Linked DNA regions of Homo sapiens: regions 2 and 3 are each linked to region 1. Evidence: chromatin loops called from intact Hi-C (ENCODE). Cell type or tissue: B cell. All regions are shown on one strand. Region 1 overlaps EPHA4 (EPH receptor A4). Region 2 has its middle 370 kb from the start of EPHA4. Region 3 overlaps EPHA4 (EPH receptor A4).

Region 1 (2,500 bases):
CTTTGCCATTACTTTCAATGGCAAAAACCGCAATTACCTTTGCAACAACCAACCTAATGTAAGGACATGCTACCTGGGAGACTCTGCTCATGGATGATATTAATGTTTCTGCCTCTGCCACTCAAAGTCAGCCCTACAAGTTACTATCCCCTAGCAAGGGAGCTACTCAGGGTTTAGAAACAAAGAACATTAAAAAGGCCTGTACATAGTGGTAGAATAACCAAATCAGCCTTTCAAATGCAAGGCAAAGAAGCATTCTATACTCACAGCCCAAATAAACAAAAGCAGTTTACCTCCAATGCAACCTAGAGTCCTAGCCTCGCCCTTTCTCTCCCTCTGGACTGAGACCTCTTTATTTCCTCTGTAGTTTCTCGGTGTCTCTTCTTTTCTCTTTTGCTTCCTCTCCCATTTCGTTTACTGACCATTATCAAAATTTAAAATTAACTTTTAAACACCCATTTTGTGTAATTTTTAAAAAGTATGATGTTCATGCTGATCATGTCATTCCTGTATTGAAAATCTCTCAATGATCCCCACTGTATATACCACAGGATTCAACCAGAAGAACAGAGAAGCTCAAAGCCTCTCATAGCCAGCCCCAATTTGTCCCTCAAACATCCTGCACTTCAATCAAACCAGACAGAGTACCAGTTGTTCTCACTTGGATTGTTCTTTAAACACTTCCCATCACCTACAAATAATGAAATTTTATCTTCTCTTCACAGCCTAAAATCAGCCAGTACCTTTTCTATCAAGCATTGCTACACTGGGGAATCAGAATTCAAATGTTTTCTGTATACACAGCACTTCTGTATACAAACACATATATGTGTCTTTGAACATATATTTATTTACTTTATTATCCAGTAGGCAACTGGTAGACCCAGAGTGTAAGACTTATTTCCTCTAACCACACACACACACACACACACACACACACACACACACAGAGAGAGAGAGAGAGAGCAAGAGGGGGGAGAGAGAGAGAGAGAGAAACACAGACAGTGCCTATTATCTTATCTTAAATATAATAGATGTATCTTTAGGAAGCAGAAGTTTTAAACTGAGTAGCCAAGTGTTTAGAGACTTTCAATTTTACTTTCTCTTCCCCCACATCCTATTTTTGAAAATTCATGTAATCTCTGATTTTGTTTTCTATGAGCTGGTGACGCTGAACAAATGAAAATCATCAATCATTCTTGAAATTCATATTTCATAAGGTAACATCGTAAGAGTTTCATGAAACTCCTCTGCCAGTTGCACTTTTAGCATGAATTTTTAGAAAAAGTATAGAATGACAAAAGGCTACTACACATTCAATAAGTCTTTAAAATATATTTGCATTTTGTTAACCATGGTAGGATCTGCATGCATTTGAAATTGGCTATAACTTATGTTTTGTTATATTGCGCCCCCTTTGACGCTTTTTAGAAAACAACATTTAAAACTACTTTTTGAAGAAACAGAAATTATGAAATTCTGATTATTTCATACACAACAAGGCTTGGACCATATAGTGTTAACCCAAGGATAATTCTTGTAAGAATTCTTCCCTATTCTCAACCCTCGGACTCTATTACCTACTGTTGTGAATGTCAATGAACTAATTATTGCTTGGCCTAACTTCTAGAATCCAACTTCATTCCAAACCTGCCCTTGAGTAAGGAAAGGAAGAAAGCTCTATCTAAGACCAGTGCAACGGGAGGATCTCATTTCCATTTAGATGTTACAGGATATTTTAAAAAGTAGAATTGAAACTGGACTTAAGTTTCCCAGACCAAATGCCAGAGACAGTAGAGATGCTATAGCCAAAATAGGGAAGACAGGAAGACATGTCAGTTTCAAAAGGAAGGGCATGAGGTCAGCTAGTGGGTCATGATATGTTTGAGTTGAGATGTTCAGGAAGCAATTGGAGAGACAGGTCTGGAGGTCAGCACTACTAGAGGCAGAGATTTGGAAAATATCTGCCAAAAGCGTAAGTGTCACAGGAGTTCATGAACTGTAGATTCAGAAAAAGTTTAAGGAAGAACCTTGTAAATACCATATGTCAGAGGTAATTGGAGAATATGGAATTAAAAAAACAAAACAAACAAACAAAGCCAGGAGCAATGACTCACACCTATAATCTCAGCGTTTTGGGAGGCTGAGGCAGGCAGATCACCTAAGATCAAGAGTTTGAGACCAGCCTGGCCAACATGGCAAAGCCCAGTCTCTACCAAAAATAGAAAAAAATTAGGTGGGCATGATGGCACACGCCTGTAGTCCCAGCTACTCGGGAGGCTGAGGCATGAGAATCGCTTGAACCCAGGTGGCAGACGTTGCAGTGAGCCAAGATTGTGCCACTGCATTCCAGCCTGGGTGACAGAGCAAGACTCCATCTCAATAAATTAAAAACAAACAAACAAAAAAACAAATAAACAAAAAACCCAAAATAGGCCGGAAATACAGAGCAAAAGGGAACTAGCATTTACTGAGCACTGCCTGGGACTAGGCCAGGCAC
Region 2 (2,500 bases), 320 kb before region 1:
CATCATGCCTGGCCTGGCAAAGGAGTTATATTTGCAAGAAAGTGTTGTAATTACAGACAATAGAGTCTTATCTGTTTGTGTGTGTTTTTTTTTTAAAGCAAATGAAAACACAAAATAGAATAACTGAGAGTGAGATGGTGATAGATTTGGTGGACAGGAGGTCTTACGAGGTCAAAGGCATGAGCATGGGAGTCCATGGCTTAGGTGCATAGAAGATTAGATCATTAACCTTTGTATAAATTATCTCAACAGCTCCTCACCAGGCCAAAAGGGAATCATTATTGCCATTTTACAGATGAGGAAAATTAAGCTCAAAGAATTTCAATGTCTTGTATAAAATCACAGAGTACATAATAGTGGGAACCAGGACTAGAACCCATGTCTTTGAACTGCAAATCCTGGACTCTCAACAGAAGAATAAGGATAATTTTCTAAGAAGATATTTCATGTCATCTCCACTATTCATTTCGTTCATTACTCTCCAAAAGAATGCTTTCTCTGGGAGGATAAGGAAAAAGGGATGTTTGGATTAAAATGTTGAATGGCATAGCCGCAGAAGACTCAAATTGTATCTCTTTGTGACTATTCCCCATCCAACACGGGAAAATAAAATTTTCCGGAGACTTAAAAAGACAGTTTCAATGCATCATCAGAATGCGTCTAGGGTTCAATTTCAGATCCTACTTACGTATTAGCGGTACTGCAGAACAGAATTAGTATAGAGCTACCTATCAAAGTCCTTGATCACAAGGAACCATGCCTACCACATGACAGTGTGACTCTCAGTTTATGAGCCTAAGTTTAAAACTGCTTCTGTTCCTTAAGGTTACCAAGGATCCTCAAGAATGCACATGAGAGGCATCTGATCCAAAACACATGTTATTCTTGCCTGTTCAAAGAGACGGCAACCAGACTACACTTGAGTTTTCACTGAAGGAAAACAAGGTGTACTTCTATTTCATGCTTAGGGAAGTAAGAAAATTTCAAGAGAACAAGTTCATTTCATTCTTATGTAGATTGTGAATTTTGCCCACCTAGACAGATATTGGGAAGTAAATATCACAACAGGTAGAATACACAAAGCAGCAAGGCTTTACGATCCACTCAATGCTTTTGCTTTATGGATGCAGACATTTACTTATTTGTTCCCTGTCTTCTTTTGTAAATAATGTGAAGCACAAGAACCCCTGCTATCAATATGGGAAAATATAAATAAGGATGCAAAACCAGAACTAGAGAAAATGTACATATGAGTATAAAGATGAGTGAAAACAAAGAAAGTACAGATGTACAGGCTGAGGAGTTCTCCCTCAATGCGATCACTGATGTGTAAATGTGGCTTAAACTTCCTGGAGGTCACTGTATGAGGATGGGGAAGTCTACCAAATCAGGTTATTGGTTTAATAATGAATATTCATTATTTAAAACCAGGTTTTCACATCTCTGAACTGAGAGTTCTTCCCCTCAGGGTTATTTCTTTACTTCCTCATAATGAATGCAGGTGCAAGCCTTAGATCAGCCTGCACCTGGTCCCTGAACTGACCTCACCAGAGAGCCAGTGCCACCCGCAAAAGGAAACCCAGGATAGGGAAGAGCTGTTACTCAACAGCTGCCTTGAGAGGTGTTCTGTCTGATTAATCTATAATTACCTCTATTTTTGTTTTGTTGTTGTTATTAATGTTGTTAGTGGTTAGTTGGTTTTTATACCACCTTTTCCAATACCTGGATCTTCTGGTTTTCACATCATCTTCCTGACTTATATATGGCCCTGGAGTGTCCACTAAAACCCAGGATACAGCTGCACAAGTGTCCACTCCCCCTTCCATTGGTGTTCTGGTTCCTAATTCTTGGATAATGACCCTCATATAGTCCTGATGATAGTTCAAAGTCTTCTCTTCCAACCCATATGGCTGAAACTGAGTGGATTTCAAATATATCTTTAGACTGAATTTAAAACTCAGTGACAACCCTCCAAATAATAACTAACAAAAGAGCCTTGATGAATGAGCAAAATCATTAATGGAAATAGGTAAAACAAGATAAAAAGACCCAGGCAATGCCTATGTCTTTCTCTCTGCCTGAATCAAAGGCCATGCATTGTCAATGTGTTATTAAATGTATTGATCTCATTTGTGTTGTTTGTAACATGGCCCTAAAGCTTGTGGAACAGGTAGAAGACATTCGCAATCAAATCTGGCACAGTGCCCAGCAGAACATTTACTTCACAGATGCAATGTTACTGATGATGAAAACGTTAGAAGGGTGGAAATAATTTGGAAATCCTTCAGTGGAAAGCAACAAAGATAGCTATTAAACAGTTGAAAATGATCTACACTTAGGGGAAGGTTTGTAGAACTAGGCTATTTAGCCTACAGAAGAGGCAGTTAAGTGCAGCATGATAGTAAATCCATGCTTACATGGTACCACTTATAAAGATCATAAACAACTCTTCTCACCTTGATCCATTACAGAACAAGGGAGAAAGAACCTGAGTGGAAAA
Region 3 (2,500 bases), 55 kb before region 1:
TAAAAAGTCAGCTCCACCCCCAACAGCTTTTAGTTGCTACATCATGCATCCACACAAGCACAGTTTCTCATAGTCAAAAAGTGAAACTTTTTAAAACAAACCGGCAAAAGGTACAGAAAAACAACTTGATTATTCTGAAATTGACATTGATTTTTCTCCTTATTTGACACAAAAACATAGAACCAAATTCTCAGCCAAAATCTTCAGAAGACTGTGAATTAAATGAAGTTCATTTATATTTAGATATGTAAGTATTCATATTTATTAAGCTTAAATTTAGAATGTATGAGAGATGCATTTTTTTTTTCCATAAAGTGATTTCCAAGGTCAGACCAGAGTCTATTTTAAACACATACTATAAAATAAAGCAGTGCACAGCCACATTATCCTTCAGCAATATTTACTGAAGGATACAATTGACTCATGCTGCCAATGATTTTAAGAGTCTGATTTTGGAACACTATAAATACTTGAACTAAATGATTCCAGAGTAAGACTTTGCAAAGTCTGTGATTTGGTTTTTACTTTTGGTTTAATAGAAGACGAAAATTTTATAAGCCTTTTTTATTTCCCAGATAGATGGGAGGGCACGTCATTTTCTTTATGCCAGAGAGATGGGCAACGGATTATTTTCAACAAATCCTTTACAGAGAGCTATTGGTTAAATTTTAAATGATAGAATGTGATGCTATTCTTAGCCTTCACGTTAATTGTTTGCATAGGGAAGTTGAAGGTGTTGGGTTGGCCTCTTTGGCTAAGGCATCCAAAACTGTGAGATCCCTTCCCTTCTAGATAGAGCTGCCCAGCCAAAGACTACCTTCCTAGATTCCTTTGTATCTACGGTAGTTCATGTGACTGAGTTTTGGGTAATGGAATGTGGGTTGAAGTGATTTCCCCTCTTCTAGATCTGGCCCATAAATAGCTCCCTGTGACTCTCCATTTTCTTGAACCCACAAGCCAGAGGGAGGTTAATGACCCAGGCCCATCTTGGAAGCCCCACACCCAACAACCCCCATCACCACCAACTGGATGCGATTTCAGCAAGAAAATAAATTTCTATTGCAATAACCCATTGAACTGGCATTTGGGGTTAAAACAGGTACTCATTCAAGTGAAGTGGAGCCTTCTGGCAAAAAAGAGGTATTTGCATATCACAACTAACTCAGATAAACTGTAGAAGTACTGTGGCCCACAGAAGATTGGTCTGTGGTTTTGCAGCTTCCTGAAAGGCCTTTGGGTTCCCTCCCGGAAACTCCAGCTGGTCATGCACGATGAGCAGATATCCACCCATTTGTGAGAAACTGGAATGCGCTGCCCTGAGGTCAGCAAAGCCAGTGACAGAGGCCGCGTGGCTTCCCACGGACAAAATCACGGCCACAATCACGGCCACTAGTCTTCTAACAGTGAATGAAATCGGCAGAATCGCAAAACACTGAGCCAAAAGATTCAGCTGATCTTATGCTAATGCTAAATGGGAAAACACATTGGGGTTCTCAAAATGGTTTGGTTGAGTTTTCTTTGTAGAAAAGAGTTAATTTAGTTTTCACTGAATTATTAACTGCTTAAGCAGATGAAAACTGAGGCCCTGTGAATTGCCACAAAACAAAGAATGGGGAAAGGAGCAAATCAGATGCCAGTAAACTCCTGGGCAAGGCACTTGCACATACACGCACACCTGACATCATTTCATCCCTATAACTCTCTGAAGTAGTTATAATGATCACCCTTACATTTCAGACTTGGAAACTCAGGTACAAAGAAATTAAATAATTTGACCAAAGCCATAAAATGAGATTTAAAACTCAAGTCCACCTGGCTCAAAAGTATGTGATCCTCCCTCTATGCCACATGTCTGTAACAACATACACACGAAACTAGCATTTATTGAGTAATTATGATGTGCTGAGCATTGTTCTAAATCTCTTGCAGGACTTAATTCATGTAAACCTCACAAAAACTCTATGAGACAGGTACTATTATTATCCTCATTTTTATAGATCAAGAAGATAAGGTACAGAGAGTTTGAATAACTTGCTCCAAGTTATAGCTTATATGTGGTCATAATTCAAAAATCTGGTCCTAGAGCCCTCATTCTCAACCACTGATCTACAGAAAGCGGCTGATCTCTGCCCCTCCTTTCCATGGTAAGAAATAGGAGACTTGAAGGTTTAAGTGACTGTTTTCCCACAGCAGTAGCGGCAGCAGCAACAACGTAAATCTTTCTAAAGTCTGCTCTGTTAGGTACAGGGGTATCTGTGTACATTGTCGGCTGTCAGAAACCCAGGGGTAAGTTCGATATGATCCCTGCTCACAGACAAACCTTAAAACTTTTGGTGCAGAATGAACTCACATTTGAACTAATCTAAAGAGCTAAGACAAGAATAAAACAAAACAAATTCAATTACCAAATAAAATAATTAGTCTTTGGAATTAGAGAAGGGGTAAGGATACAAGACAAGCCTCTGGAAGACTGGCAATGTTCTATTGTTCTGTTCCTTGG

What was found. A loop is a pair of places that touch in the nucleus more often than their neighbours do. Peaks named below come from ENCODE experiments on the same cell type or tissue, not always from the same donor. Only the 100,000 strongest peaks of a DNase experiment are listed, where the experiment ranks them.
Region 2: it touches region 1 in a loop (10-fold over the local background); 2 of 110 quality-filtered maps call a loop at or near these places.
Region 3: a loop joins it to region 1, with 3 times the contacts of the local background. A loop is called at or near these places in 7 of 110 quality-filtered maps.

What each region holds. Positions count from the first base shown.
Region 1 is chr2:221,519,596-221,522,095 of GRCh38, forward strand. The region is part of intron 3 of EPHA4 (EPH receptor A4); the gene reads right to left. Among named protein-coding and RNA genes, the nearest start is that of EPHA4, 51 kb to the right of the region's middle. In B cell, CTCF peaks have their summits at 1,392 and 1,601; a DNase peak (open chromatin) is centred at 1,006; H3K4me3 peaks cover 1,154 bases; H3K27ac peaks cover 2,500 bases.
Region 2 is chr2:221,201,851-221,204,350 of GRCh38, forward strand. No RefSeq gene overlaps it. Among named protein-coding and RNA genes, the nearest start is that of EPHA4, 370 kb to the right of the region's middle. In B cell, no CTCF peak of the experiment used is centred here; a DNase peak (open chromatin) is centred at 1,481.
Region 3 is chr2:221,464,751-221,467,250 of GRCh38, forward strand. All of the region lies in intron 5 of EPHA4 (EPH receptor A4), which reads right to left. Among named protein-coding and RNA genes, the nearest start is that of EPHA4, 110 kb to the right of the region's middle. In B cell, no CTCF peak of the experiment used is centred here; a DNase peak (open chromatin) is centred at 1,251; H3K4me3 peaks cover 732 bases.